Linked DNA regions of Mus musculus: region 1 is linked to region 2. A link is a loop called in an ENCODE intact Hi-C map of the cell type or tissue named here. Cell type or tissue: left cerebral cortex. All regions are shown on one strand. Links, peaks and the distances in the headings refer to the core of each region. The heading gives the core; the rest is flanking DNA. Region 1 has its middle 210 kb from the start of 1190028D05Rik. Region 2 has its middle 150 kb from the start of 1190028D05Rik.

Evidence for each region. Hi-C counts contacts between places; a loop is a spot of excess contacts. Peaks named below come from ENCODE experiments on the same cell type or tissue, not always from the same donor. Only the 100,000 strongest peaks of a DNase experiment are listed, where the experiment ranks them.
Region 1: a loop joins it to region 2, with 15 times the contacts of the local background. A loop is called at or near these places in 2 of 42 quality-filtered maps.

Annotation. Positions count from the first base shown.
Region 1 is chr8:52,562,054-52,578,570 of GRCm38, reverse strand. No RefSeq gene overlaps it. Among named protein-coding and RNA genes, the nearest start is that of 1190028D05Rik, 210 kb to the right of the region's middle. In left cerebral cortex, for the core only: no CTCF peak of the experiment used is centred there; a DNase peak (open chromatin) is centred at 7,191.
Region 2 is chr8:52,496,099-52,512,615 of GRCm38, reverse strand. No RefSeq gene overlaps it. Among named protein-coding and RNA genes, the nearest start is that of 1190028D05Rik, 150 kb to the right of the region's middle. In left cerebral cortex, for the core only: no CTCF peak of the experiment used is centred there; DNase peaks (open chromatin) are centred at 9,244 and 9,994; H3K27ac peaks cover 460 bases.

The DNA of each region.
Region 1 (16,517 bases), core at 4,083-12,082, 68 kb before region 2:
GTCCTGTGATTTATTATTTATGCCCCCATTCCTTGTTTTTGGGTAGTAACACATGTTGTAGTAATTACATGCTGCAAGAATGGAATTTAATTTTGGTTTTAAAATTACAATTTTGTCTTGAGTCTCAGAAAAGACTTTGGACTGTGGCACTTTAATGTGTTGTGACTATGGAAGTACATTAGGGAATTTTGAAGTTTGTTTAAGTACATTATGCTTCATGATCTGGGCACATGACTATGGGAGGGCAAACATTTTGTTTTAAATAAGAAATGACACCCATATTGTTAGGTCTTGGAACACTTGATTAACCAATTGGTGGTACTATTTAAGGAGGTTCAAGTGGTGAGTTTTGGTTGAGGAAGTAGGTTTTGTACAGGAGGCAGGATTTGAGATTAACTGTTTTTCATTTGTTTTCTTTGTCTTTTTGTTTGCTTTTGATTTTTTTTTACACAGTATTTATAGTATTTATTAATTCTTTGGTTTTGATTTTTTTAGATTTTTTTAATTAGATGTTTTCTTCATTTACATTTCAAATGTTATCCCCTTTCCTAATTTCCTCTCCAAAAATCACTTATACCCTCTCCCTCCCCACTGCTCTCCAACCCACCCACTCCCACATCTTGGCCCTGGGGATCCATCTCATAAACAACCACCAAACCCACTATTGCATATATCAACAAGATTTTGCTGACAGGATCCTGATATAGCTATCTCCTGTAAGGCTATGCCAGTGCCTGGCAAATACAGAAGTGAATGCTTACAGTCATCTATTGGATGGAATACAGGTCTCCAATGAAGGAGCTAGAGAAAGTACCCAAGGAGCTGAAGGAGTCTGCAGCCCTATAGGAGAAACAACAATATGTACTAACCAGTACTCCCAGAGCTTGTGTCTCTAGCTGCATAAGTAACAGAGGATGGCCTAGTTGGCCATCAGAGGGAGAAGAGGCCCTTGGTCTTCTTTTACTGTTAAAGATGTAAACTCTCAGTTTTTTTCCTGCTATCATGCCTGCCACTTCTTGCTGTGCTCCTCTATCATGATGGATTCTTATCCATCTAGAAGAGAAAAAAATAAATATATAAATAAATCTTTATTCTGTAAGTTACCTTGGTCATGTGACTTTAACACAGCAACAACAAAAAAGAATCAATAAATTAATAGCAATAACATTATACATGCACTCAAAATTCAACTGAAATATTGATAAATAGAATATATTGGTGAGTCTGTGGGTTTAAAGTAGTTACCTTATCTAACATGCACAAGACCCTGAGTTGGATTCTCAAAAGTGCATCAACCAAATTTGACTAAGCCAGCTCAGTCACTCAACAGGGTCTTGAAGGAGGGAGTGAAGAGTAAAGAAAGGAAAGACAATTAGACAACATTATAATATGACCCCAGCAAGTGTGGAGACAGGTTTAATGTTTTTTAAATCTGCTTTTATATCATTCTAGGTACATGCAAAGAATATGACGAGTTCTAAGGCATAAACACCACAGTCAAGGAACAAGCAAGGCATTAACAAAGTTCTCATGGTACTCAGAGAATTATCAAGATGATCAAGATCTTCAGCCTACTTCTTGTCCAAGTGTAATGTCAAATTCTTGACAATATCCTTGATGCAGCACAAAGAGATTTCCATAGCAATGTGGTTGAAAACACCTGTAATCCCAGTATTCAGAAAGTGAATGGAGGAAGCTCAACAATTTGTGACCATTTTCTATTATACAGTGAATTTGTTCTCAGCAAGAATAAAAGAGAATATGTTTATAGAAAAAAAAATGAAAGGGAGAAAGATAGGAAAAGGAGAAAGAAACAAAAGGAAGAAAAAAGAAAGGAAAAAAGCAAAGAAAGAAAAAAATCATACACACTTGAAAACCCAGTATATAAAATTAATAGGAAAGATTACTGTATGCTTGAGTAACATAGTGAAAATAAAATGTCTTTTCTGATATCTCTAGATTCTCCAAGATCTAATACAGATCTAACAACTGTAGATAATATTCTATCATCCTCAAAACCTGAAGGAAAGTAACTGTATCTTGGCTGATAAAGCCAGGATATATTCAGTGCCTTTAATTGGTCTGGTGTGATAACTTCTAGGGCCAATTTCTGGTCAATGATATAGTAAGAACTTCAATGAGTAGATACAGTTAATTCAATAACTGAAGCCATGAATTGTTATACATGTACTACTACTGAAGTTAGGGAAAATCTAGAAGCAGTTTCATGGAAACCACAAAAGCAGTAACTGATAGTTTATGGAGACAGTTTCTACTGACAAAAAGATTATACTTTATTTGGAAAAGCTTTATTCTCTTTATTGTAATTCTTTTGCAAATTGCAGCATAAAATGGGCAAAATGGCAGCTCATAATTGGCAAATAATAAATGTTTCAGAGATTTAATTGGAATAAAAATTATGTAAGCTTAATGTCATAGGACCAAATACCTGACAAGCCAAACAGGATTAAAATTTGTCTTTGGGCTCCCTGTTTTTAGTGAGTGGTGTTCTTCCTCTTCACTTTGGGCATTATGCAGAACTGTGCATCACAGCAGTACAAGCATGAATAATAAGAAGCTGGCCACCTCACAACAGTAAGGAAATAGGAAGAATACAAGGGCAGAGAGGAACAAGCACTCAAGTCTATACTGTTATTAACTCATTCTTTCAGATAGTTTCTACCCCCTTGAAGTTCTCAGCTCCTCCCTGAATAGTAGCACCATCTGGAGACCAGGCCTAAACATATGAGCCCATGAAGGGCAATGCATGAATGGTCTATAATATCACTTTTTCTGTGAATTTGCCAACCTTCGGATTTTATTTTCAAATTCTGAAATATAGTTTCTTTTCGTCTCATCAAACACTATCTGGACCAATATACACTGAGCATGCAGGTAGATGTTAGAAAAGAAAATAATGCCCATGTAAAGTTTTTGAGATTATAATATATTTCCCTTCTTCCCTTCCAAATCTCCCATATGCTCTGCCTTGTTCTATTTTGAATTCATAACCTATTTTTACAATGCTATTTTCACAAGCATATACTAATACAAATATTCTATATATAGACAACCTATTCAGTCTGAATGTTACATAAATGTTTGTTTTCAGAGCTGAACACTGGTACTGGATAACCGATTGGTATTTTCTTGCATCTACCATTCCTTCTTGCTTGTAATTTTTTTTGTGAAGTGTTGAGACTTCTATATCTTTCCCCAATCCGTTTTGACTTGTCTATTGTTGCTGTCTATCTTGAACTTTTTTCCAGCTAATACTGTTTTTTGTACTTACTAGTTTTACATGAATTAGTTACATTTTTTCTGTCTACTTCCTACATGTGGATATTAATCTAAACCATAAGTAAATTCATTTAAAATGTCAAATAAATTGCACTGGTTATTGAATCCTGCAGGAACCCGTTTTCATTCACTTAAATTATTATCCAGAACATGCATACAGTAATTAGTTTTCCACTCTGCTAAGAATTTAAGGAGAAATAAATGAAGATCCAAATCCTCATTTGTGATAGCATTGACTAGAAGGAAGAAGTTGAAATAAGAAGGTTTGCTTAGGATGGGTAGAAAAAAAAGATGGTATAATCATGGGAAATAAATCAGTTTTTATTTTGTGGACAGTCCCTACTCTATCTGCTGCTTCTGCAACTTTTTAAGAACGACTCTTCAATGACTAATCTATAAAATGAAGAGTAACCTTTGGTTGAAGGACATTGATTGTAATTCTAATTTGAAACATGAAGACCATTTTCTCCCTAGCATCCTAAATTTACAACACAGCTACAAATGTTCTAACATTCATTTGGGTGTCAGTTTCCTTCTAAGAAAATTGGTCCTATAGCTTCTATGAGTAGGTCTTCACTCTTCAAACCAATAGGTTATTTGCACTACAGTCTGATAGGTAGGATCAGTTTCATCGAGGGGAGGAAAGCAGGCAACCATTTTAGGAGCCTTTAGGTACATGAACCTTTCTCTCTTGTATCTGTGAGCTAAACAAAGGAGTTACCAGGAAGCCAAAATTAGCAGAAATCTCACTTCAACATGAGATTAGATTGGTTTTGTTTTGTTTTGTTTTGTTTTGTTTTGTTTTAATCTCCTTGAAATTCACCAAGAGAAAACAATTAACAACTGAAAAAAAACTAATAAATAAAGGATATCTGAAAAATGGTAGCTGTCCCTGCACAGCATCGTTTCTCAGAAAACATGGAGCTCTACAGAGGAGTAGGATAGGAGCAATGTGAGGTAAGAGAAGGTTTACCTATGACATGTGGGCTCTTATACTTTTAAATTTTGTCATTCTTAACCAGCACCAAGGGTTTGAAATGCCTTAGGAACTAAGTGTGGGCCACATTATTGAAACTCCCAAACATGATGACCACTCCTCACACCAAGCATTTTATTGACAAGCTAGTAATTCCCAAACTAGCATTTATTTGTGTGATACCACCTACCAGAGCATGAGGAAACCAGTGGCAAACTATGGATTAAAGAATGATTCTCCCTCTATAAGCAACTCTCCACTGCCAAAGTGTGGTGAGAGATGGATTGGGAGATTTATTATCCTGGTAATACTTATTTATTTATTCATTCATTCATTCATACTGTGTGGGTATTATTATTGTTGTTGCTACTGTTGATTTGACCTTTCAATGTGCTTATTATTGTGAGTCTGAAGGATTACTCACATTATTGTCAGTCCAGATGTCTAATGGTCAAAAGGTTAATTTCTTTTTATGATTAGTGGCTTTTATTTTCATTCAATTTGAACTGATAAATTTGTTAGATATAATAGTCTACATTGGAAATTGTGATCAATCAGAACTGAAATATGTAAGTTTCAAACTATATTTTGGTCTGGACTGCCGTTTTAAGTGACTTAACTGTATTCTACTTCAGTTTTCAACAACATTTTTTTTGATCATGTGCTTTTTTATTGGTTATTTTATTTATTTACATTTCAAAGGTTATCCATCTTCCCAGTTTCCCCTCCTCAAACCTCCTATCCCATCTTCCCTCCCCCTGCTTCTATGAGGGTGCTCCCCCACCCACCCACCCATTCCTACCTTACCAACCTAGCATTCCCCTATGGTGGGGCATCAAGCCTTCACAGAACCAAGGACTTCCCCTCCCACTGATACCAGAGAAGGTCATCCTCTGCTACATGTGCAGTTGGAGCCATGGGTTCTTCCATGTGTACTCTCTGGGTGGTGGTTTTGTTCCTGGGAGCTCTGGGGCATCTGGTTGGTTGTTATTGTTGTTCCTCCTATGGGGTTGCATAGCCCTTCAGCTCCTTCAGTCTTTCCTCCTCTTTTGGGGTTCCAGTGTCAGTCCAATGGTTATGTAGAGTTTTTCTTCTGGTCCTGCCTATCTTCAGTTCTGTAGGGCTCTTAGACCTGGATAGGCACCTGTATTGCTCATATATTATATTAACTACCTCTTTTGATTTGTTTCATTTCTTTTTGTTTTTTTTTCTTTGTTTTGTTTGTTTGCTTGTTTTTTTTGGTTCATTGTGCTTTCAAAACATAGCTGTAATGATACCTCTTAACTTTTTGGAAGTTTCTTGATGTTGCTTTCATTGGAGTCTAGAATTATGAAATTAGTGTTTCTCATGGAGACATTTTATTTTGGGTTTCAGTACTACTTCTGGTTTTGCTCTGTGCTTTAGGCCTTTGGAGTTTGTTTGTTGAGTAAAAGTGTAGGCCTTGAGCTGTAGGTCTGGGGAACACTTTCCTGTTGGTCTAGGAGTTAGGACCAGAGTATTGATGAGTTTGACAAATTTGATCTGAGTGGCAACAGCTGGAGAGACCTTACCTATGTGAGGTGGGAGGTAGAGGATTAGAAGCTAGAACAACCACAGAAATTTAGACTAAATGATAGTTTTTTCATGTCTTAGAGATATTTGACTTTCTCAGGAAATTGTGGGAATTATATTTTAGTTTCCTAATTTGTGTTTTCAGCAATCTAGTTTCTTCTTAATAGCCATTGGTTATACTAAAAATACTTGAATGTTAAGTATTTACAGTGGATCCATCTTCTTACAAAAATTTGAAATACTTGTGTTTCCGAGCATTGAATTTGTCCCTTAGTATATTTACCATTCTGCATTTTCCATTTATTACTTCTTTTCTTTAGAGCACAGAAATATGTAGAAGCATACAAAGATTTGTCAAGGAGACTTTGCTAATTTTTCAATTATAATCCTACTTACAAAAGGACTGGGGATAATTCTAAAAGACATAAGATTGACCTCTTCTCTGAAAAGTTATTTTATGCATATAACATTAATCAACATCAGCTTGCTTACAGACTTATTCTAACATGTGTCTGCTCAAAATGAGGCCATGCATCTTTCCTTTTTTTATACAAACAGTTGCCTGACTCATTCACTTAATGATTTCAAAAACAGACGTTATATTTTGATAAATACTTTGTAATGCAAATACATTTTAAAGATTAAAACATCATCTTACATAATAAATTTTAAATGAATTAACACATACAATAAAAAAGTAAAGGTGGATTTGCATGCAGGTATGTGTTTAGAAATTCAATCATATAAATGTGATTATTTAGGCTGAATAAACTAAAGAACACATTGTTAAGGGCTAGTCCATGTTTTCAGTAAAGAGTTAAAGTGTGTCATGTAAAAATGACATTGTAACTTCAAATTATTTTAAACAGCACACATCAAATTGTTTAGGTAACCCATAAAGTGACTGTAAATAGAAACATAAGATGCTTGTTCATAGATTTTCCGTTGCTTCATTGTCTGAATATGCTACTCTTCATATCGACATCAAATTGCTGTCCTGTCAAAACATAAAAGGGTGACGTATTTTATCTCCAGAGTGACAAAGTTTCACATCCAAAAAGCTCAGGCTGTCAGTCCTTTGAGTTGATTACAAAACCTCACACCTGAAGGCCTGCCCTGACAGATTTTGTGTTTGCTTGAAATTAAATTGTCTCTGCTAGCAGCAGAAGAAGGCAGCTGTGTGCAAACTAGAAGAAGGAGAAAAGGAAAAGAAAATGATCTTCATGTTCAGAGCAATTATAACAATGGTACTTCACAGGAAAAGTGCAGGTATCGATTTTGCTTCTTCTCATGATGTACGCAGATGATACAAAAAGAACCCATATGGATTCAAGGTTTGCCAGGAGAGAAAATCAGGCTAAGCAGATGGCAGCGCCATTGCCATATGGCTACTCAGGAATGGACTCATGTTATGGCCCTGGGCCAGAGGATAAAGCTAGAAACACTTTCTTGCTATTATTTTAAACAGAAGCAACAGAGAGAGAATACATGGTTTGTTAACATAAAAAGGCATTAGGAAATGATGACAGAGTACTTTGTTATATGTTGTTCTGCAAGCAGGAACTTTGACTATTAAAACAATTGAAAAGACACCAAAATTAGTAAACATTTCTACATTATTTAATCAGAGCTAATTAGACTGATTATAAGTCAAACTGAAACCACTATCTAGTAAGGCGGCGATACTTTCATATATATGTATGTATATATGAAATAATACATGTGTGTGTGTGAATGAAACAGTATTTCCCACTCTTATATGTAAAAATATGAGTACATATACATATATGATATTTCAAAATTTATCAATATATCAATACACATCACTGTCAATTATTTTTTTATAATTTTTTTATGGCTGAAGGCAAATGTCATTTTTAAACAAGGAGATGGTGATATAACTCAGAGTCTGGAGATACAATTCAGGGGTAGAGTGATTGCCTCACATTCACAAGACCTTGGGTTCTATTCTCAGCACACCAATGAAACAAAGCAACGACCGATGGCAGTCCCAAAAGCATCTTCTTCAGTAACTGACAAAAATGTCATGGTAATCCAGAGACACACCGGCACAACGTAAAAAATTATGCAACAGCTCTAAGGTGCAGTTCAATATGTATAGAGCACAGCCTACAGGAAATTGTGCAATAAAGGACAAGGTACACATCTTTAAGTGACACAGAATCCCGTTAAAGTTTATCCATTCATTGCAAGCTCTAAAAGGTTCACTGAGAGCTGCTAATATTTATGCATGTCTGCTAGATTTTTAAGCATTTACAATTTTCTGAAATTTTAAGTGGATTTGAAAATTGTTCAGAAATTTAAAAATGCATTTGAGACTTTATTAGCAATACTTATGTGATTGGTGTACATGGATTGAATAAATCATCATCTCATATTTCAAATTTAGTGGTCTATAGGTTTGATAAGGTAAACCCTATATCATGTCACACTAAACATTTCATCTTGTATTCATGTGGATACACAAAATGTATTTTCAGTATTTGTGAGATATAATCAATAAAATAATAACTAAGAGATGTATCGAAGATAAAAAATAAGGTGGTCAATGAAAGTATGCATGTTTTTCATAGTATTTAAAGGATAAGTATTAGCATCTTGTTTTGATATTTGCATTAAGTAGGTATTATAGAAATATGGTTTCTGTATTCTCTCAGATTCACTTCAAAAGTTATAGATGAATGATTATAAGCCCTGTTAAAATTTAGTTGCCCTTTTATTTTCCTATATAATTAATGGTATAGATAATATATTTCAAACTCAATGAATAGCATCAGTGATTTTTTTTTTTTTGTACTATACTGATGAGTTTAAAACAGCCTAGAAAAAATACTCTGAAGATCCAGGCACACATCTGAAATGAAGAACATCTAGAGATGCAGTGAGACAATGCTGGTTATAGTCTGAAATATTCTCCTTGGAGAATATTTCTTAGGTAAATCTATGTCCTTGAAGTTCAGTGTAAGGCTTGGGGAATAAAGTTGGAAGTTTAAGTAAGTAGAAATAAAGATAGCCCATTCTTTAGATTTAAGTGATGGTATTTGCAAGAGCAGAGAGAGAATCCCTAATAAGGAGGTTGTTTGGCTTTACACAGGCAAGACATAGATTAGAGAAGATCTCTCTCTCTCTCTCTCTCTCTCTCTCTCTCTCTCTCACACACACACACACACACACACACACAGAGAGAGAGAGAGAGAGAGAGAGAGAGAGAGAGAGAGACAGACAGACAGACAGACAGACAGACAGAGAAAGGGAGACAGAGGGAGGGAGAGACAGATAGAGACAGAGATAGACAGAGGCAGCATCATAAAGAGCCAGACAGAGACAGCAAGGCACTACCAGAGTGAGCTATGTGTCTTCACTATACATTAAAGATATTAAATATGATTTCATAAGTGTTTATGGTTATATTGTTAGACATAATTCACCCAGTTTCAAAATTTTGGAAAATTTTAAAATAAGGAAAATTATACAATAAACTTGAAAAGACAAATAGGTATGTTGGCTTGCTTATTTCACATAATTTAAATTTAGGATGGACCATCTAGAGACTGCCATATCCAGGGATCCATCCCATAATCAGCCTCCAAACGCTGACACCATTACATACACTAGCAAGATTTTGCTAAAAGAACACTGATATAGCTATCTCTTGTGAGACTACGCTGGGGCCTAGCAAACACAGAAGTGGAGGCTCATAGTTGGCTATTGGATGGATCACAGGGCCCCCAATGGAGGAGCTAGAGAAAGTACCCAAGGAGCTGAAGGGATCTGCAACCCTATAGGTGGAACAACAATATGAACTAACCAGTACCCCCGGAGCTCATGTCTCTAGCTGCATATGTATCAGAAGATGGCCTAGTTGGCCATCAGTGGAAAGAGAGGCCAATTGGTCGTGCAAACTTTATATGCCTCAGTACAAGGAAATGCCAGGGACAAGAAGTGGGAGTGGATGGGTAGGGGAGTGGGCGGGCAGAGGGTGTGGGGGACTTTTGGGATAGCAATGGAAATGTAAATGAAGAAAATACCTAGTTAAAAAAAAAGAAAAAAAGTATTTATTTATTTATTTATTTATTTATTTATGGCAGAGTCATTTATGAAATGTCGCATGAAGCTTAATTTGATGCCATTTGATGCTCAGTTTGATGTCACTGAGTCCACTGTTTTTCATGCTGTTGTTTGAAATATCTTAGGTAATGTAATCTTTTCTCTAAGTGAGCATTCTTCTTGCAGTTTTACTGCAATCCTAGATCTTTCTCCTGTTCCCTTCAAGTTTCCCATTTTTCCATCCTGCCTCAATTCTCACTGAATGATTTCTGAAGCAACCTCTTCTTTGTTTCACTTACTATTAAAATGTGTTAATGACAAATGCCTTGTTTTTTCTTTTCTTTTAGTGGATTTTCTTTATTTACATTTCAAATGTTTCCCCATTTCCTGGTCTCCCCTTCAGAAAACCCCTATCCCATTCACTCTCCCCCCTGTATCTATGAGGGTCATACCCCATCCACTTTGGTTCTTTAGCCCTGGCATTCCCTACACTGGGGCATCGAATAACTTTAGGCCCAAGGGTCACTCCTCCCAATGATGTCCAACAAGGTCATCCTCTGCCACATATGTGGCCAGTGCCATTTTCATGAGCATATCAAATACAGTGTTCTACATCAGAAATTTCACATTTCAGTGCAGTTCAGATAGGTATGCTGCTTGTGGTTTGGGTATCTCCTTGGTGATACACAGGATATTTGTGGAATTGACTTAATAAGGGACATGGTTTTCAAAGCAGTGAAAATAAAACAACACTTTAGGAACCAAATAGCAATTCTAAGGACCCAGAAAGCAATTCTAGACACATTGCCCTAGGGTAAAAGCATTGATGTTGGTAGCTGTGAGGACAGGCCAGTGGGAGTCTGAACCCAGGTCAAACCAGCAGGAAGACAGGCATTTTGTAGTTTAAGACACGTGTGTCTGTGACATGTGTTTTAAGTATATTGAAGACATACATATATTAAAATAAAATAATTTTTAGAAAGAAACCCTAAAGCTTTTGAGGGAAACACATTATTCCAAACAACGCTATCCAATTTTGGATTTACTTGAATTCTCTGTTTAAAAGGACACTACTAGCTGTTACACATAATTTGCCAGTTCTTAGTGATTTAGCATAAGAAAAAATCCTTTATAGGTGTGAAATCATCTAACAAAGACAGTGTTAAAGGTACAGACACATATGTGAGATATTTGCATGAAGTCTGTCGTTCTCAAAAATTTGAGTTGACAAGACATTTCATCATAGAAATTCCAAGTTTATTATGAGTGTTAATAAAAGTCACTCAAAGCAGGTCAAAACGAATAAGTAAATATAGAGAATCTATTGCACTTAATCTTTAAATGAAATCTAATATAATTGACATTACAGGAATCAATTTGACTTAAGTCTTTAGGGTGGTTTATTTTTATTTTTTAGATATTTTCTTTATTTACATTTCAAATGTTTTACCCTTTCCTGGTTTCCCCTCCGAAAAACCCCTATACACTCTCCTCTCCCCCTGCTCACCAACACACCAACACCTACTAACTGGCCCTGCCATTCCCCGACATTGGAGCATAGAGCCTTCACAGGAACAAGGGATTCTCCTACCATTGATGACTGACAAGGCCATCCTCTACTACATATGCAACTGGAGCCATGGGTCCCTCCATGTATACTCTTTGGTTGGTGGTTTAATCCCTTAAAGCTATGGGGATACTGGTTGATTCATATTGTTGTTTCTTATGGATCTACAAACCCCTTCAACTCCTTGAGTCCTTTCTCTAGTTCCTCTATTGGGAACCTTGTGCTCAGTCCAATGGTTGGTTGAGAGCATCCACCTCTGTATTACTTAGGCACTGGTAGAGCCTCTCAGGAGACTGCTATATCAGCCACCTATCAGCAAGCACTTGTTGGCATCCATAAAAGTGTCTGGGTTTGGTGACTTGATATGTCATGGATCCCTAGGTAGGACAGTATCTGGATGATCTTTCCTTCAGTCTTTTCTCCATGTTTTGTCTTTGTAACTCCTCCGATGGATATTTTAGTTCCCCTTCTAATAAGGACCGAAGTAGCCACACTTTGGTCTTTCTTCTTCTTGAGCTTCATGTGGCCTGTGAATTGTATCTTGGGTATACTAAGTTTCTGGGCTAATATCCACTTATCAGTGTGTATCATGTGTGTTCTTCTGTGATTGGGTTACCTCACTAAGGATGATATCCTCCAGATCCATCCATTTGCCTAGGAATTTCATAAATTCATTGTTTTTAATAGCTGAGTAGTATTCCATTGTATAAATGTACCACATTTCCTGTATCCATTCCTCTGTTGAGGAATATGTGGGTACTTTCTAGCTTCTGGCTATTATAAATAAGGCTGCTATGTACATAGTGGAATATGTACCCTTAGTACATATTAGAGCATCTTCTGGGTATATATATGCCCAGCAGTGGTATAGCTGGGTCCTCTGTAGTACTATGTCCAATTTTATGAGGAACTGCCAAACTGATTTCCAGAGTAGTTGAACCAGCATGCACTCCCATGAACAAGGGGTAAGTGTTCCTCTTTCTTCACATCCTCACCAGCATCTGCTGTCACGTGAGTTTTTGATCTTAGCCATTCTGACTGGTGTGAAGTTTGGAATTTCAGGGTTGTTTTGATTTGCAATTTTTTGACGATTATGGATGTGCTTCACAGCCCTTTGGAATTCCTCAGTTGAGAATTTTTTTTCCATTTTTTATTAGGTATTTAGCTCATTTACATTTCCAATGCTATACCAAAAGTCCCCCATACCCACCCACCCCCACTCTCCTACCCACCCACTTCCCCTTTTTGGCCCTGGCGTTCCCCTGTACTGGGGCATATAAAGTTTGCAAGTCTGTACCCCATTTTTATTACAGTTGCTTGGTTCTCTGGAGTCTGACTCCTTGAGTTCTTTGTATATATTCGATATTAACCCTTTATTGGTTGTAGAGTTGGAAAAGATCTTTTCCCATTCTGTTGTCCTATTGACAGTGCCCCTTGCCTTACTATGAGATCCCATTTGTCAATTCTTGATCTTAGAGCATAAGCTGTTGGTGTTCTGTTCAGGAATCTTTCCCATGTGCCAATGTCCTTGAGACTCTTCCCCACTTTCTTTTCTATTAGTTTCAGTGTTATCTGTTTTTATGTGGAGGTCCTTGATTCACTTGGACTCTTGTGCATTGTACAAGGAGATAAGAATGGATCCTTTTGCATTCTTCTACATGCTGACCAAGAGTTGAACCAGCACCATTTGTTTACAATGCTGTCTTTATTCCACTGGATGGTTTTAGCTCCTTTGTAAAAGATCAAGTGACCATAGGTGTGTGAGTTCATTTTTGGGTCTTCAATTCCATTCATCAACCTGCCTGTCACTGTCATAATACCATACAATTTTATCACAATTGCTCTGTGGTACAGCTTGAAGTCAGGGATGGTGATTCCACCAGAATTTCTTTTATTGTTGAGAATATTTTTCGATATCCTAGATTAATTTACAAATTGTTCTTACTACCTCTATGAAGACTTGAGTTGGAATTTTGATGGGAATTTAATTAAATCTGTAGACTGCTTTTAGTATGATTGCCATTTTTACTATATTAATCCTGCCAATCTATGAGCATGGGAGATCTTTCCATCTTCTGAGATCTTCTTGAATTCTTTCTTCAGAGACTTGAAATTCTTATCATACAGATCGTTCACTTGCTTAGTTACAGTCAAACCAAGATATTTCATATTATTTGTGACTATTGTGATGGGTGTTGTTTCCCTAGTTTTTATCTCAGCCTGTTTATCCTTTGAGTAGAGGAAGGCCACTGATTTGTTTGAGTTAATTTTATATCCAGCTACTGCACTGAAGCTGTTTATCAGGTTTAGAAATTCTCTGGTGGAATATTTTGGGTCACTTAAGTATACTATCATATCATCTGAAAATAGTGATATTTTAACTTCTTCCTTTGCATTTTGTATCCCTTTGAGCTCCTTTTGTTGTCTAATTGTCTGGCTTGGAATTCAAGTACTATATTGAATAGGTAGGGAGAAAGTGGGCAGCCTTGTCTAGTCTCTGAGCTTAGTGGGGTTGCTTCAAGTTTCTTGCCACTTAGTTAGTTTGGCTACTTGTTTGCTGTATATTGCATTTACTATGTTTAGGTATGGTCCTTGAATTCCTTATCTTTCCAAGACTTTTATCACGAAGGGGTGTGGGTTTTGTCAAGTGCTTTCTCAACATCTAATAAAATGATCATATGTTTTTTTTTCATGGAGTTTGTTTATATAGTGGATAATGTTGATAAGTTTCCATTATTGAATCATCCCTGCATTCCTGGGGTGACACCTACTTGATCATGATGGATGTTCATTTTAATGTGTCCTTGGATTCAGTTTGCAAGAATTTTATTGAGTATTTTTGCATCGATATTCATAAGGAAAATTGGTTTGAAATTCTCTTTCATTGTTGAGTCTTGGTGTGTGTATTAGTCAGGGTTCTCTAGAGTCACAGAACTTATGGATAGTCTCTATATAGTAAAAGAATTTATTGATTACTTACAGTCGGCAGCCCAATTCCCAACAATGGTTCAGTCACAGCTGTGAATGGAAGTCCAAGGATCTAGCAGTTATTCAGTCTCACACAGCAAGCAGGCGAAGGAGCAAGAGCCAGTCTCCCTTCTCCCAATGTCCTTACATCGTCTCCAGCAGAAGATATAGCCCAGATTAAAGGTGTGTTCCACCACACCTTTAATCCCAGATGAAAGGTGTAGCACAGATTAAAGGTGTGTTCCTTAAACTCGGAGATTTAATCTTCTGGAATCCATAGCCACTATGGCTCAAGATACCCATACCAAGATCCAGATCAGAAACTTCTATCTCCAAGCCTCCAGATAAGGGTCACTGGTGAGCCTTCCAATTCTGGATTGTAGTTCATTCCAAATATAGTCAAGTTGACAACCAGGAATAGCCACTACAGTGTGGTTTAGGTATCAGAGTAATTGTGGCTTCATAGAATGTGTTGGGTGTAGTTCCTTCTGTTTCTATTTTGTGGATTAGTTTGAGGAGTATTGGTATTAAGTCTTCTTGGAAAGTCTGATAGAACTCTGAACTAAATACATCTGGTCCTGGGCTTGTTTTGGTTGGGAGCCTATTAAAGACTGTTTCTATTTCTTAGGGGATATGGGACTGTTTAGATTATTTACCTGATCCTGATTAAACTTTGGTACCTGGTATCTTTCTAGAAACTTGTCCATTTCATCCAGATTTCCCATTTTGTTGAGTGTAGGCACTTGTAATAGGAACTGATGATTTTTTTGATTTCCTCAGTTTCTGTTGTTATATCTCCCCTTTCTTTTCTCATTTTATTAATTTGGACACTTTCTCTGTGCCCACTGGTTAGTCTAGCTCAGAATTTATCTATCTTGTTGATTTTTTTCAAAGAACCAGCTTCTGGTATCATTGATTATTTGTATGCTTCTTTTTGTTTCTACTTGGTTGATTTCGGCCCTGAATTTGATTATTTCCTGACTTCTACTCCCCATGGGTTTATTTGCTTGTTTTTGTTCTAGAGCTTTCAGATGTGCTGTTAAAGTGCTAATGTATGCTCTCTCCAGTTTCTTTTTGGAAGCACTCAAAGCTACATGTTTTCTTCTTAGCACTGCTTTCATTATGTCCATAAGTTTGGGTATGTTGTATCTTCATTTTCATTAAATTCTAAGAACTGTTTCATTTCTTTCTTTATTTCTTCCTTGACCAAGTTATCCCTGAGTAGAGCATTGTTCAGCTTTGATGTTTATGTGGGCTTTCTGTTGTTTGTGTTGGTATTGAAGATCAGCCTTTATCTATAGTGATCTGTTATGGAATTATTTCAATCTTTTTATATCTGCTGAGGTCGGATTTGTGACTGATTATGTGGTCATTTTTGGAGAAGGTACCATGAGGTGCTGAGAAGAATTTATGTTCTTGTGATTTAGGATGAAATTATATATATAATCCACTGGGCCAAAAACTTCTGTTAGTTTCACTGTGTCTCTATTTAGTGTCTGTTTTCCTGGTCTGTCATGTTAAGAGTGGGGTGTTGACGTCCCCCACAATTAATATATGAGGTGCAATATGTGCTTTAGCTTTAGTAAAGTTTCTTTTATGAATGTGGATGCCCTAGCATTTGGAGATAGATGTTCAGAATTGAGAATTCTTCTTGGTAGATTTTGCCTTTGATGAGAGTCTCTAGTTTTTTAATATTTTGAAATTTCATATGTTTGTATAGAATGATGTAATATCATTTTTGTCCCATATTCCTCCTAATTCTCTTCCTATCACCACTGGGCAACTTTTTGAAACTATTTGTGAAAGTATCACATGTTAAAGCCCATTTTGTGTATTGATTAGAATTTAGTTACATAGACATACTGAAAAGATGAAATCTAAGATTGCATTCTCCACCACATTCTGGACACCCATTCACTGTAATTTCTATCAGAGCACAGTTCACTCTCAGTCAGAGATAGCAACAAATCCCACCTCTTCACAAGTGGCTCTTATCTTACATAGTGTTATTTGAACTCATGATGTCTGAGAAGAAGAAGAAGAAGAAGAAGAAGAAGAAGAAGAAGAAGAAGAAGAAGAAGGAGGAGG
Region 2 (16,517 bases), core at 5,768-13,767:
CATAGGTAAATTTTGTATTGGTTCCAAAGTGTATGAATTATCTGAAACTTCAGATCCCGGGAATAAAGAACAGGAAAACAAAGCCAGAAGGGAAACAGAGACTACTAAAGTTCTTTACTGTCCCAAATATGAAAGATGGCCTTATGTCTCTATTAAATATGATAGCATGAAAGTTCAAATTTTTGGTCATTTAAGACAGGATCAAAACTATACTTATTGATAATGTATAAGTTATATGCTTTTCACAATTTTAAAAATTAATCTAGGACATACTTATAGATAGTGCAATAGTCTTTCTTCATTTTTAATTTATTTACATTTCAGGTGTTATCTCCCTTCCTGGAAACTCCCTATCCGATCCCCCCCTTTCCTTGCTTCAATGAGGGTGTTCCTCCATTCACCCACCCACTCTCTTCCCCATGCCCTTGATTCCTTTACCCTGGGGCATCTATTTAGCCTTCATAGGACCATGGACCTCTCCTCCCATTGATGCCTGACAAGACCACCCACTGAAGCATATGCAGCTGGAGCCATGTGTACTTCTTGGTTGATGGCTTAATCTCTGGGAGCTCTGGGGGAGGGGAGGGAGGTGTCTGGTTGGTTGCAAACCCCTTTAGCTCCTTCAGTCCTTTGTCTAACTCCTCCATTGGGAACCCCATGCTCAGTGCAATGATTGGCTCCAAGCATCTGCCTCTGCATTTGTAAGGCTCTGCAGGGACTCTCAGGAGACAGCTATATTAGGCTTCTTTCAGCAAGCATTTCTTAGCATCCATAAAGTGTCAGAGTTTGGTGACTGTATCTGGGGTGAATCCCCAGGTGAGACTGTCTCAGAATGGCCTTTTCTTCAGTCTCTGTTCTGCACTTTGTCTCTGTATTTGCTCCCATGAGTATTTTGTTCCCCTCTCTAAGAAGGACCAAAGTGCCCACATTTTTGTCTTCCTTCTTGAGCTTCATGTGGCCTGTGAATTGTATCTTGGATATTTCGAATTTATGGGCTGATATCCACTTAACAGTGAGTGCATACCATATGTGTTCTTTTGTGATTGGGTTACCTCACTGAGGATGATATTTTCTAGGTCCATTCATTTGCTTAAGAATTTCATGAATTCAGTGTTTTTAATAGCTGAGTAGTACTCCATTGTGTAAATGTACTGCATTTTCCGTATCCATTCCTCTGTTGAGGGACATTTGGATTCTTCCCAGCTTCTGGCTATTATAAATGAGGCTGCTATGAACATAGTGGAAGCATCTAAAGAAATGTTCAACATCCTTAGACATCACTGAAATTCAAATCAAACTAAAGTCTGAGATTTCACCTCACACCAATCAGATTCACTAAGATCAAAACTGAGGTGACAGCAGATGCTGGAGAGGATGTGGAGAAGAGAAATACTCCTCCATTGTTGGTGGGATTGCAAGCTCGTGCAACCACTCTGGAAATGAGTCTGGCAGTTGCTCAGAAAATTGGACATAGTATTACTTGATGACCCAGCTATACCACTTGTGGTTATATACCCAAATGGTTCTTCAACATATAACAAGGATATATGCTCTACTATGTTCATAGCAAGAGTCTTAAAATAGGTTTTGGTAGTTTTTGTTAGTGGTGGTGTTTTTTTTTTTTTTTTCTGCAACCATTCATTTATTTTAATTTTCTCTATTTTTATTTATTTACTTTAAAACCAGATCACTGCTTCTCCTCCATCCTATTTCCCTATCCTCCCAGTCCCTCCTTTTTCCCTCCTTTCCCTTCCTATTCACCTTCCTACCTCTACTCCTCAGAAAAGGGGAAGCTTCCTGTGGATATCAAATAGCCTTAGCATATCAAGTTTAAGTATGACTAGGCACATCTTCTTCTACTCATGTTAGAAAGGGCATCCCATTTAGAAGAAAGAGATCCAAAGGTAGGCAGTGTAGTGAAAGATAACCCCTTCTCCCACTGCAGAAGTACCACAAGGAGATCTAGATGCTCAAATCTTGTATGTGTGTTGAGTGCCTAGGTTTATCCTATGCATGATCTCTGGTTGGCTTTTAAGTCCCTAAGAGGACTAAAGGACCAAGGTTATTTGATTCTCTAGTGTTTCATGTGGTGTCCTTGTCTACTCTGGTTGCTTCAAGCCTTCCTTCCCCTTTCTACAGGACTTCCCAAACTCCACCTAATGTTTGGTTCAGGATCTTTGCACTAGTTTCCATCAGCTGATGAATAAAGATTGTCTGATGACAGTTATTCTAGGCTCCTATCTGCAAGTATAGCAGAGTATAATTAGTAGTTTCTAGGGTGGGCTCCCTTTAATGCATGCCATGAGTCTAAAGCTCAGATAGTCAATGGTTGGTCCTTCTTCCATGTTCTGTTCCATCTTTTACTCCTGCATGTCTTGTAGGTATGAGTAATTGTGAGTCTAAGGATTGTTTTATCAGGGTTGTTGTGCCAATCTCTCCATTGGAAGTCTTATCTAGTTACAGGAGATGGCCAGAAAAGTCTACATATCCTCCTTTGACAGGCTAGGGTCATCTTCATAGATTCCTGGAATTTTCCATTGTCCTATGTTGCTAGCTCATCCCAGAGATGCCCCTTGTACCCCAATCCAGTTATCTCTCCCAGTACTCTCCCTCCATCCTCCCCAAACCTCAACCTTATTGTATCTGGACTCTAGTCCCCACACAGTTCCCTCCCTTCATCCATACTGATATCTAATCTACTTCCCCTTCTCTGTGAAATTCAAGTGTCCTCCTTGAACACACTATGTTAATTAGCTTCTTTGAGTTTGTGATTTGTAACATGGTTATCATGTACTTTATAACTGAGTATTCAAACTACAAGTGTATACATATTATGTCTTTCTGGGTCAGGGCTACATCACATAGGATGATCTTTTCTAGTTCCATATATTTTTCTGCAAACATTATTATGTCATTCTTTTTAATATTATAATTATAGTTTTAAATGTTTCACCTTCAATGCACAGTCAATGTGTACAGAATCACTTAAAGCAACATTGAATATAAGAAAGGTAATTTTTATTATTGTTTCATTGGAAAAAAAATTCTAATACTGTTATGTGAGTGAACATGGCAGCAGAAACAATGACAAGAGCTACTGAAGAACGATTAGACCCACAGTATTCAATCAATGCATGGATAAAACTCAACTCACAATATAGCCAATTCAAGCTGCAAACATCAATATATTTGTGCAGTTTACCAGGTTTTCTTTCCAATTTCAATACTTCCTAAGTGATGCCCTCAGAGACAGGCTTTTCTGTTTGTGTGTTTTGTTATGTTTTGTTTCTTTTGCTGGCCTTTTGAGTTTTTTTTCCTGTATCCAGCTTTTTCACACACAATTCCCTGATCTTTTTCTATGTCCCACCTCAATGAAAACCGTGATGATCGATCCAAACAACTTTGACATTCACTGGGTCACTTTCTGTGTCTGAACTGATTGATACTAATTGCAGAGAAGCATCTGTCTCCCCTTGCTCTTTTTATTCTCCTCTTTTTAAAAAAGTCTTTAAAGAACCAAGAACATCAGTTGAATTGCTTGGCTTTCGGTTGTCTTTGAACTTAATTATCAGTAGATGCATCCTGTGTGGGATAGAGCCTGGTGATGCCAAGCTTTGTCTAATAGGCAGAGCAAACAGCTTTCAAGATCCCTTCATTCCCTCAGAATTGCCACACAGGGAGGAGTTTCATCAATTTTTCTGACATTTAGTGGGAAATGAAAAATTCTGATCAGAGGCCCATAGACTGTACATCTTCATACCGCCAATGCCCTTTAGACTACAATTGCTTCTATGTGATTCTTTCAAATGTCTTCTAAAAGCAACGGGCCTGGTTGAAGCTGTCCATATTTGATTCATTGGGAATTTTTGTTTTTCCTTCATTTTAATCTTTAAGTGGAAAGGTATTACAGATACACAGAAACAAATGTAGACATTTGGGGATTTAGTGTTATGTGACTAGTAATGCCTGGTTAAGCATAAAATAAAAATAATAACTATGGAAATATTTCAACAAATAATAGCATGCCAATGATTTTAAAGTTAACACATAAAATAGTTAAGAAATCCAACAAACAGACATTAAAAGACTTAAAAAGAAATACTGAAACATAACCCAATAGGGGTGACTTAGGATTGTGAAAATAGTATATATGGACATATTTATTAAAATAAATATACTGTCCAAGTAGCACTTAGCAAAGATCCAATAATCTGAAATGATACTTAAAACCATTTGAATGAATCAAAATGATTTCACTCAAATAAAATGAAAGTTGCTTTTCCAACTTGAGAAGTGTCTACTTATGAAAATGTGATAGAATCTTATTTGATATTGAAACACTAAATATTGCTATCCTATGTCCAAAGTGCAACTTCAGTAATTATTTTAAATGCTTGTTTACTGAAGTTACTACCAATGGTACCAAAAATTAAAAATAAAAAGAAAGAAAGAAAGTTAAAAGGAAAAGAAAAGCAAGAAATTCCAGGTGAAATTATGTGGGACATAAATGTTCTATGATAAATAATCATATAAAATGGAAGGTGATTTTTTTCTGTCCTGGAATATAAGGACAGTTACTTTTGTGTACATAGGGCTTATGGGCTAGCCATGCAATTGCAGTGTGACTTAGACTAGAGTCATGAATTATTCAGGCATTACAACTGGTTGTTATCATGTAGAAGAATGCGAATCTACCCATTCCTCTCTCCTTGTACTAAGGTCAAATCTAAGTGGATCAAGGAACTTCACATAAAATCAGAGACACTGAAACTTATAGAGGAGAGAGTGGGGAAAAGTCTCAAAGATATGGGCACAGGGAAAAAATTTCCTGAATAGAACAGCAATGGCTTGTGCTGTAAGATCGAGGATTGACAAATGGGACCTCATGAAACTGCAAAGTTTCTGCAAGGCAAAAGACACTGTCAATAAGACAAAAAAGCCACCAACAGATTGGGAAAGGATCTTTACCTATCTTAAATCAGATAGGGGACTAATATCCAATATATATATATATATATATATAAAGAACTCAAAAGGGTGGACTCCAGAAAATCAAATAACCCTCTTAAAAGATGGGGCTCAGAGCTGAACAAAGAATTCTCACCCGAGGAATACCGAAAGGCTGAGAAACACCTGAAAAAATGTTCAACATCCTTAATCATCAGAGAAATGCAAATCAAAACAACCCTGAGATTCCATCTCACACCAGTCAGAATGGCTAAGATCAAAAATTCAGGTGACAGCAGATGCTGGCGAGGATGTGGAGAAAGAGGAACACTCCTCCATTGTTGGTGGGATTGCAAGTTGGTACAACTACTCTGGAAATCAGTATGGCGGTTCCTCAGGAAATTGGACATAGTACTACCGGAGGATCCCGCAATACCTCTCCTGGGCATATATCCAGAAGATGTCCCAACAGGTAAGAAGGACACATGCTCCACTATGTTCATAGCAGCCTTATTTATAATAGCCAGAAGCTGGAAAGAACCCAGATGTCCCTCAACAGAGGAATGGTACAAAAAATGTGGTACATTTACACAATGGAGTACTACTCAGCTATTAAAAAGAATGAATTCACGAAATTCCTAGGCAAATGGTTGGACCTGGAGGGCATCATCCTGAGTGAGGTAACCCAATAACAAAAGAACTCAAATGAAATGTACTCACTGATAAGTGGATATTAACCCAGAATCTTAGTATAGTGAGATATAAGGTACAATATGCAAAACATATGAAACTGAAGAAGAACGAAGACCAAAGTGTGAAGACCACTTTGCTCATTCTTAGAATTGGAAACAATCACCCATGGAAGGAGTTACAGAGACAAAGTTTGGAGCTGAGACAAAAAGATGGTCCATCTACAGACTGCCATATCCAGGGATCCATCCCATAATTAGCCTCCAAGCGATGACACCATTGCATACACTAGCAAGCCTTTGTTGCAAGGACCGTAATATAGCTGTCCCTTGTGAGACTAGGCCGGGGCCTAGCAAACACAGAAGTGGATGCTCACAGTCAACTATTGGATGGATCACAGGGCCCCCAATGGAGGAGCTAGAGAAAGTATCCAAGGAGCTAAAGAGATCTGCAACCCTATCGGTGGAACAACATTATGAACTAACCAGTACCCCAGAGCTCTTGACTCTAGCTGCATATGTATCAAAAGATGACCTAGTCGGCCATCACTGGAAAGAGAGGCCCATTGGTCAGGCAAACTTTATATGCCCCAGTACAGGGGAACGCCAGGGCCAAAAAATGGGAATGGGTGGGTAGGGGAGTGGGAGGGGGGGAGGGTGTGGGGGACTTTTGGGATAGCATTGGAAATGTAATTGAAGAAAATACGTAATAAAAAAAAAAGAAAAAAAAACTTTCTGAAAGACAATAAAGCAAGATCAGTCACATGAGCTGTCAACACTGCCCTAAATAGTCTAGATATTTTAGCCCAAGTGAGTTTCCTTGTTTTTTTGGTCTATATACTATTGCTGGCTGATGTGATACTAAAGGATTAATGCTGCCGTGTCTGTACAGTTAATTAGTTCAGTTGGAAGCCTTTGCAATGGGGAGGTTGCTTTGTTCCTCTAGTCTACCATAAGTCTGCATCTCCTTGGATGACTTTATTGTTCATAAGTTAGCCAAAATGTCTCATGGTGATGATTTCAGGTATGTCTGTGAAGGCACATAGAAAAATCTCAAATATGAAGGATATCTTTAAGCTATCACATATGTGGAACTGGCTTTAGAGTAAGGACAGTTTGGAGTGTTTGCTAAATTTCTACTTGTCTTACTTGCATAACTAAAAACCCTAGAGGACAGCAAAATTGGTGTAATGTCTGTACACTTAAAAAGTAACAATGGGTGCTTATAAATGACATAAAGACATGGGTAGCTAAAGGAAATAATATACAATTCTGATCCAACATAGCTAGCAATTATGTTTATTTTATATTAATTATTCATAGAAGAAAAACAATCCATCAACTTGAAAAAAATATTTGTAATTTGGATTATGAAAAGAAGCTTATTGCAAATATAAATAAAAATGGTAAAATTCAAAATTAAGAAAGCATGGGTTACTAATAATTGAACAAATGCTCTTAGTAATCATTTATTTAAGGATGATAAACAGTTCTTTAATAATAATAAAAAATTGTGTAGCAACTTTGGAAAAAAGTACAATGTATCTGATAAAATATTATTCTGGAATTTATTGCTTATTTCATATGAGAGATAATGGAAAACACCCAAATGATCACCAAAAATGTACACAAGAATGTCTAATCATAGTCTGAACATAAATCTTGGAAGTCAAAAGCTAAAAATATACCAAATGTTTACTAACTGTTGAATATAAGAATACTATGTAAGTTATTTCTCTTCACTAGCCCTGGGTACTTTGTTAGCTTATTATTAACAGACTTGTTTCCTGTTTTGTTAAGAGGATCATAAATCAAACTAGAGATTTTTTGGTTACTGCCTCAGTATGTATGCCACTACTGTACCCTTAGACTTATTTGCCTATAATTTTAATCCAGCTACATGGCAGTTCTGACAAGAGAAATACATTCAAAGACTATATGAATCAGGCTGGAATGCAGACACATCCTCATATATCTTTAATCCCTAAACAATGAAAGTAGGGTTAGTTTATAGAAGAAGCAGCCATGTTTGAATGTGATGTTTAATTGAGGGACAAAGTGATGAATCAGAGCCACACCCAACTCTCAGTTGGCACAGGACAGAGATGTGACTTAAGAGGGCAGGGGGGGGGGGGTGCCGGGGGGAGGGGAAACTGTATAACCTGGACAGTTTTACACACATTGGTTGCAGGTGAAGGAGTCAAAGAATAAGGAGGCAGAAGATTATAACAGATTGCCAGAGTTTGGGGTCAAGTAGAGCAATTCAGTCTGAAAGAAGCTAATTTAAATCAATGAGCTTGGAGAAGAATTTGAGTCAAAACAGCTGAGTTGAACCAGCCAGCCAGAGATCAGAAAAAACGAAAGGGTGAGCATCTTCAGCAATAGGGCTGAGAGAAGGTTGTTACATCTGGTTAATTAAACTAACCTTTTATATTGGCCATGGGGGTCTCTCTGAATGCAACGGAGGCATGCTTATTTCCTTTGGAGCTTGTATGATGCTTTATGGCATCGCAGGTTAATCTAGGCATTCTCCCTTTTAAAACTAATAAATTATTTTTGATTGAGAAATTTATAAATATATGAATCATGCTATAAGAAGGCAATGACTATTATTAAGCGGCATGAAATAGCAATTAAATTACTCTGTTAAATCTAATTTTATTTTGATATTTCAAAAATATGGAAGCTATCAAATGTTCTATGTGTCAATACACACACACACACACACACACACCAATGTATGTGCTCCTTCAACCTAAGCTTTAAACTCGCTCAGGAAGTGACCTCCAACTCATTGTTTTTACATTTATTTTCCTCATCTTCATATCTATTCTAAAAAATATATTTTCCTGAAACTTTAAACTTTCACATTTTAATCTTCTCCACTCTAAAAGTTTCATTTCAAAACAGGCATAGAGGACTGAAAAGATGGCTCAGTGTTAAGAAGACATCATATTCTTCTTGTGGAGGACCTAGGTTTAGGTTTCAAAAGCCAAATCATGTGGCTCACAACCAACTACAACTCCAGATCCAGAGCATCTGAAACCTTATATCTGGACTCTATAGTAACCACAAACACATGGGGTGCATACATCGCCCATAAAATAAAAATAAAAAGATATCTAAAAAATGGGCAAGGTATGATTCTGAAAATGAGTTTTGCCCTACCCGCTTAATATTCTGCAAGTTTCCCTCTTAAAAACGTGTTCACAATATATGTGCCTAACTTTACTTCCCTGTACCCCAAAGGACCCAGAGGGCCATATTGGCCTTTCTTCTGAGTTTTAAGTTTAGTAAGCTATGTCTGATGTCACTGTTTTTGAGCTTGATTCTCTTTTTCTGTTGTTTTTAAATTATATTTTTAATATCTCCTTTTTACATTGGAATGCATGTTAAGTGTAATTTCTTCAGACATTCTCTTCAATGTTTCAATTTGCTTATTATTTGCTCGTCCCTGAGTACATAATCATTGAAGTCCTACTCTGTGCCTGCCAAGCCATTGTAGGCATTCTAGTTTCATGCATACTATAATTTTGCTCCATTTTTATCATGACTTCTAATTATAGTATTTATGTCTTAACTTGACTATCCATAGTCTCTTTGCCAAGACTTCTGTTTTTGTTCCGTGAAGTCCTTTCACACAGCTCAATGCTAGGCCACATAATAGCTACTCCATGATGACTCTTTAAATGATATGCCATGTTCTAGCCTTATAAATACAGCTTTTCTGTGAGATAAAAAATAAGTACTATATTTTAGGCAGTCAGATAAGCAGTGCTAACTAGAGGTGCCCTTCCATCCTAACCTATAATGTCTGTATAAAATGCAATGATTTTCAGTTCCTTGAACAGTGATGTTTATGAACATTTTGTGCTAGGTATATTAATTTTCTCACTTCTTTAACAAATGCACACACAGTATCTGTTGTGTATTAGTGAATATGTTAAAGCCCAGAGACCTAGATATAAATAAGAAATACATAACTGATGATTAAGTATACATGTCACTTTACTATTCAATGTAATGGCAGTCTTCATGCAGAAAAATGCCACCATTTTATTATTGTACACAAAACACACCAATTCTGATGTCAGTGCTCAGATATTCTTCATCATAGACAGAATATAAGCTGAATCTTGTAAAATTATTGACTTTCTCAAGGTTATTCTGGGAGAGAACACACTTCATCCCATTTTGTAGCTTATAAACTCAGCTCTGTTTCTGAATTTTTGGCTCTGTGCAATCCTTTGATTTTAAGACTACTTTCCTGGTTTATCTCTGCGTGATTCCCTTAACTATACCACCTAAATGCTGTAACACAGCCAGCAGGCAGTCATGTCCTAAACACAGCCTCTAGAAGTAAATTTAAGAACAGAAGAGCCTGAGAAATGTATTTCGGAGCCCAAGCATTTTTGAGGAGAAGACTGGATTTAAATAGAAGCTAGGAAGAATACAGTGATGCAGAAGCCTCCCACAAAGTTATCTTTGGATGCAGGCTAGAACATTTGGGGACAAGGGTAGATTTGTGTGTAAGGATAATATTATGTAAATCTCCAGGATCAATTTAATAAAGTAAGTAATAATTTAAAACATTTGACTAGGATATATAAAACCAATTGAAATGTTTAGTTTATGACCAAATAGATATGTTGAAAGAGTTGTGCAATGAAAAAGAAAAGATAGAGTACATGTTCTCTTAAATATTTATTCCTAATTTCATCAAAAGAGATAATGGAGTTTTATGATTGATTCTGACACAAGTAAACTTGCCCTTTTAATTCCTTTTAAAAATCTAAGTATCTCTGGCTTCCCTCAAAGAAAAGAATATTCCAAATCTTGTCATCATCATTAAGTGGAGTGGTCTGACTTTACCTTATTTTATATTTTAGCAATTACTAGAAAAATTCTTTGTGTGTGTGTGTGTTCATGTACTCATATTTATACAAAGAAACTATATATATATATATATATATATACATATATATATATATATACGTGTGTGTGTATCAATTGATTATTATATAGCTATCAGGGATGAATATATTTATGAAAAAGGTTAATGGTACAGATAATTGTGAATTTGTACATTGTTAATGATGTTATAACACTTAACAGAAATAAATGTTACTAAACAGAATAATGAAGACCTATTAGCTTTGGTAGCTGCTGGGAGAGGTAGTATCCCCCCTTTTTTGAGATTATCAATGATGTATTTATTTATTTAAAGGAAGGTAAAATAGCAGTTTCACATTGAAAATAAATCATTCATTTTATTTCTGAAAGGTGTTTCAATCTCAAAATATCTAAAATCGCTTTTATGTTCCCTCTTCTTTTTTTAAACATTTTATTAGGTATTTTCTTCATTTACATTTCCAGTGCTATCCCAAAGTCCCCCATACCCTCCCCCCCCACTCCCCTACCCACCCACTCCCACTTCTTGGCCCTGGTGTTCCCCTATACTGAGGCATATAAAGTTTGCCAGAGTATGTTGATCATGACGCAGGAATCCCAAAAGTATTTGAGGAAAAAAATTGAATACCATGGGTGGAAAAACATGAAACTGGGATGTTAAAGGTAGATCTAAAAGAATAAGATAGTCACTTCAAATCTATTTTTACCTAATAACATATTTATTAGTAAGTGGTTACAAACTTCACTTTTAGCATTAAAGTATATTTTCCAAAATTTTGTTTTGGTGTCAGTTTATTTGTTGTCCAATGTGGAATGATTAATATGATAATATTGAGCCATGGAACTTCTGTGACCCATCTGTAGCTAATAACCAAAATCCCATTTTGTGATATCAGTATTTTCATCAATAGATATTTTTTAAAAGTTGATAAATGGAACTTCATGAAACTGAAAAGCTTCTGTAAGGCGATGAACATCGTCAATAGGACAAATACAAAAATCTACAGATTGAGAAAAAACTTCACTAACTCCATATCAGGTAGAGGGCTAATAACCAAAATATACAAAGAACTCAAGAAGCTAACCTCCAAAGAAACAAACAACACAATCAAAAACTGCGGTATAGAACTAAGCCAAGAATTTACGACAGTGCAACAGTGCAATCTTAAATGGCCAGAAAGAACTTAAAGAGATGTTTAAAGCCCTTAGTCATCAGGAAAATGCAAATAAAATGACCTTGAGATTCCACCTTATACCATTCAGAATAGCTAAGATCAAAAATTCAGATGACAAAACATGTTGGCAAGGATGTGGAGAAAGAGGAACATACCTCCTTTGCTGGTGGGATTGCAAGCTGGTACAAACACTCTGGAAATTAATGTGGAGGTTCCTCAGAAAACTGGAAATAGGTTTATCTGAAGATTCAGCTATACCACTCTGGGGCATATATCCAAAAGTTGCCACACCATGTAACAGGGGAACATGCAACACAATAATCCTAGCAACCTTATTTGTGATAGCCAGAATCTGGAAACAACCCACCTGTCCCACAACAGAATAATGGAAACAAAAAATATGGTTCATTTACACAATGGGATACTACTCAGCTATTAAGAACAAGGCCATCATGAGTTTTGCAGGCAAATGGATAGAACTAGAAAATATCCTGAGTAAGGTAACTCAGACCCAAAAGGACATGCATGGTATGTACTCACTGATAAGTGGATATTAAACAAAAATATACAGAATACCCAGGATACAATCCATAGAACTCAAGAAGGTTAACAAGCCAAAGGGCCCAAGTCTGGATGTCTCAATCCCAAGTGGGAGGTAGAAGAAAGCAACCAGGGGGTAGGTGATGGGCAGAGGGAGTTAGAGAGGGACCTGGGTGGGAGAGGGCAGAGGAAAGGGAAAAGGTGATCATGATTATGTATTGGAGGTGAGGCAGGAGTGAAATACTGAGGGCCAGCACAAAGAAAGGAAACAAACAATCTCTGGAAGTAGGAGATGTGGGTACACTCTAGAATATACCAGAGGCCTATGAGGTCAGAGAAGTTCAGGACTCAGAGGGAGGGACCTTAGATGACCCAACAGTGGGAAAAGGTAACTTGAGTCCACCTCCAGTAGAAAGACAGGTCATCAAGTGGAGGGATGTGGTTGCCATCCCACAGTCAAAAACTCTAACCCAGAATTGTTCCTGTCTAAAAAAAAAATGCAGGGACAAAATGGAGAAGACACTGAGGGAAAGGAGGTCCAGTGACAGGCCCAAATTGGGATCCAGATCAAGGGACAGCTCCAAGACCTGACACTGTTACTGAAGCTATGGTTTGCTTACAAACAAGAGCCTAGCATTGCTACCCTCTGAGAGGCCCAACAAGCAGCTAAAGGAGTCAGATACAAATATGAGTACCCAACCAATGGACAGATGTTGTAGATCCCTGTGGTTAAATTAGGGAAAGGCTGGAAGAAGCTGAGAAGTAGGTGACCCCCAATGAGGCAGCATACACTAGCTGATAAGAGATCCCCCTATGCATATGTAGTAGGAAACTGCCTGGTCTGGCCTAAGTGAGAGAAGATGCACCTAACCCTTGAGAGACATGAGGTCTCAGGCAGTGGGAAGGTCTGGTAGGGTGGGGATGGGGAATGGGAAGGATGGGGACATCCTCCTGGAGACAGGAGGGCAGGATTGGACTGTAAAAAAGGTTAAGGATAATTAAAAAAAAATCTTTGTAAAGAACAAATATAAATTTTCATAGAGAGGTTTCTATACATGTGCCAAATGAGAAATTGTCAATTTAGGATTAAATCTTTCCAATGTATGGCAAGCAGTATGTGTTTCTTAGAGAAAGAACAGATGGAGTTTCTACTTTCCTTTAGTAATGTAAGCTACACAGGATTCCATATTTACCTGTTAATTTAACTGCTGCAACTTTTAATAATGGTAATAAATTCTCATTTCATAATTATGTTCTCATTTTTCAGTTACTAATAAACAACAAAACCCTTCAAAGAGAAAGTATTTTCTAAAATTATGCAAAATTTAAATTTCTAAATTTGTATTTAGTCAATTGATATCCATTTCTATTATTTTTATCTTAAAGATTGCCAAAATCTGCAGGAGTATAAATTATAAAAAAACCTGTTAAGATGTTAGGTTAACATTGGAAATACAGTTATTCTGACTTTAGCAATTACTGTGAAAGAGCAAAGCTTGTAAGTCTGTATTTTCAGATAGGCTCATAAGAGTTTCGCTAATATAATGCTTAAAACAGTCTAAACTCACTGAGCTTAAGTTGCTACAGAGATTTCCAGGTGAAGTGGTGACATGTTAAGTTGAAGAAGATATCACAAAGAAAATGGGAAATATCACACTGAGATAAAAGGTTAAAGGGAAAATTTGAGTTTTGAGAGCAACATTTCCCAGTGTTTATTGTAAGTTGAAGTAATCTGGGCAAAATTTGAGGACCCTTTGTATAGATTTGTTTCTTTTTAAAAACATTATACTACTTTCTCCTTGTTAAGAACATTTGTACATAGATTTACAAATATTTATAAAAGTACATCTAAATAAATAAATAGAAATTGGCAGAATTAATGAGTAATAAATCCCAAGGCAGCTTTCACTACCTCGCTCGAATGAAAGGCACACACACAATCTTTTTTTAAATTTTTATTAGATATTTTCTTCATTTACATTTCAATTGCTATCAAAAAATTCCCTTACACCCTCCCCCCACCATGACCCTAACTACCAAATCCTGCTTCTTGGCTCTAGTGTTCCCCTGTACTGGAGCATATAAAGTTTGCAAGACCACGGGGCCTCTCTTCTCAATGATGACCAACTAGGCCATCTTCTGCTACATATGCAGCTAGAGACACAAGCTCTGGGGGTACTGGTTAGTTCATATTGTTGCTCCACCTATAAGGTTGCCAAACCCTTCAGCTCCTTGGGTACTTTCTCTAGCTCCTCCATTGGGGGCCCTGTGTTCCATGCAATAGATGACTATGAGCATCCACTTCTGTATTTGCCAGGCACTGGCATGGTCTCACAAGAAACAGCTATATCATGGTCCTTTCAGCAAAATCTTGCTGGCATCCATAATAGTGTCTGCATTTGATGGCTGAATATGGGATGGATTCCCAGGTAGGGAAGCCTTTGGATGGTCTATTCCTTCGTCTCAGCTACAAATATTGTCCCTGTAACTCCTTCCATGGGTATTTTGTTCCCTCTTCTAAGGAGGAATGAAGTAGCCATGCTTTGGTTTTCCTTCTTCTTGATTTTCTTGTGTTTTGCACATTGTATCTTGGGTATTCTAAGTTTCTGGGCTAATATCCACTTATCAGTGAGTGCATATCATGTGACTTCTTTTGTGATTGGGTTACCTCACTCAGGATGATATCCTCCAGATACATCCATTTGCCTAAGAATTTCATAAACTCATTGTTTTTAATAGCTGAGTAGTACTCCATTGTGTAAATGTACCACTTTTTCATATACATTCTTTGTTAATGGACATCTAGGTTCTTTCCAGCTTCTGGCTATTATAAATAAGGCTGCTATGAACATAGTGAACCATTGTGATGGTTTGTATATTTTTGGACCAGGGAGTGTCACCATCTGGAGGTGTGGCCTTGATGGAATAGGTGTGACCTGGTTGGAATAGGTGTGTCACTGTGGGTGTGGGCTTAAAACTCTCACCCCAGTTGCTTGGAAGTCAGTCTTCCACTAGCAGCCTTTGGATGAAGAGGTAGAACTCTCAGCTCTGCCTGTGACATGACAGCCTGGATGCTACAATGCTCCCACCCTGATGATAATGGACTGAATTTCTGAACCTGTAAGCCAGCCCCAACTAAATGTTGTTTTTTATAAGACTTGCCTTGGTCATGGTGTATGTTCACAGCAGTAAAACCTTGACTAATACAAGCATATTACTAGTTGGAACATCTTCTGGGTATATGCCCAGCAGAGGTATTGCTGGATAATCCAGTAATACTGTGTCCAATTTTCTGAGAAACCACCAGACTGATTTCCAGAGTGGTTTTACAAGCTTGCAATCCCCCCAGCAATGGAGGAGTGTTCCTCTTTGTCTACATCCTTGCCAGCATCTGCTGTCACCTGAATTTTTTATCTAAGCCATTCTGACTGGTGTGAGGTAGAATCTAAATTCATCTGGAATAACAAAAAAATCTAGTATAGCAAAAACTATTCTCAACAATAAAAGAACCTCTGGGGGAATCACCATGCCTGACCTCAAGCTCTACCACAAAGTAATTGCAATATAAACTGCATGATACTGGTATAGCGACAGACAGGTAGATCAATGAAATAGAATTGAAGACCCAGAAATGAACCCACACACCTATGGTCACTTGATCTTTGACAAGGGAGCTAAAACCATCCAGTGGAAAAAAAAGACAGCTTTTTCAACAAATGGTGCGGGCACAACTGGATGTTATCATGTAGAAGAATGTGAATTGATCCATTCTTATCTCCTTGTACAAAACTCAAGTCTAAGTGGATCAAGGAACTCCACATAACACCAGAGACACTGAAACTTATAGAGGAGAAAGTGTGAAAAAGCCTCAAAAATATGGGCACTGGGGAAAAATTCCTGAACAGAACAGCATAGGCTTGTGCTGTAAGATCAAGAATCAACAAATGTGACCTCATAAAATTGCAAAGCTTCTGTAAGGTAAAAGATACTGTCAATAAGATAAAAAGGCCACCAACAGATTAGGAAAGGGTTTTTACCATTCCTAAATCTGATAGGGGACTAATATCCAATATATACAAAGAGCTCAAGTAGCTGGGCTCCAGAAATTCAAATAACCCCATTAAAAATGGGGTACAGAGCTAAACAAAAAATCCTCTCTCTCCTCTCTCTCTCTCTTTCTGTCTCTCTCTCTGTCTCTCTCTCTGTCTCTCTGTCTGTCTCTCTCTCTGTCTCTCTGTATCTGTCTCTCTCTCTC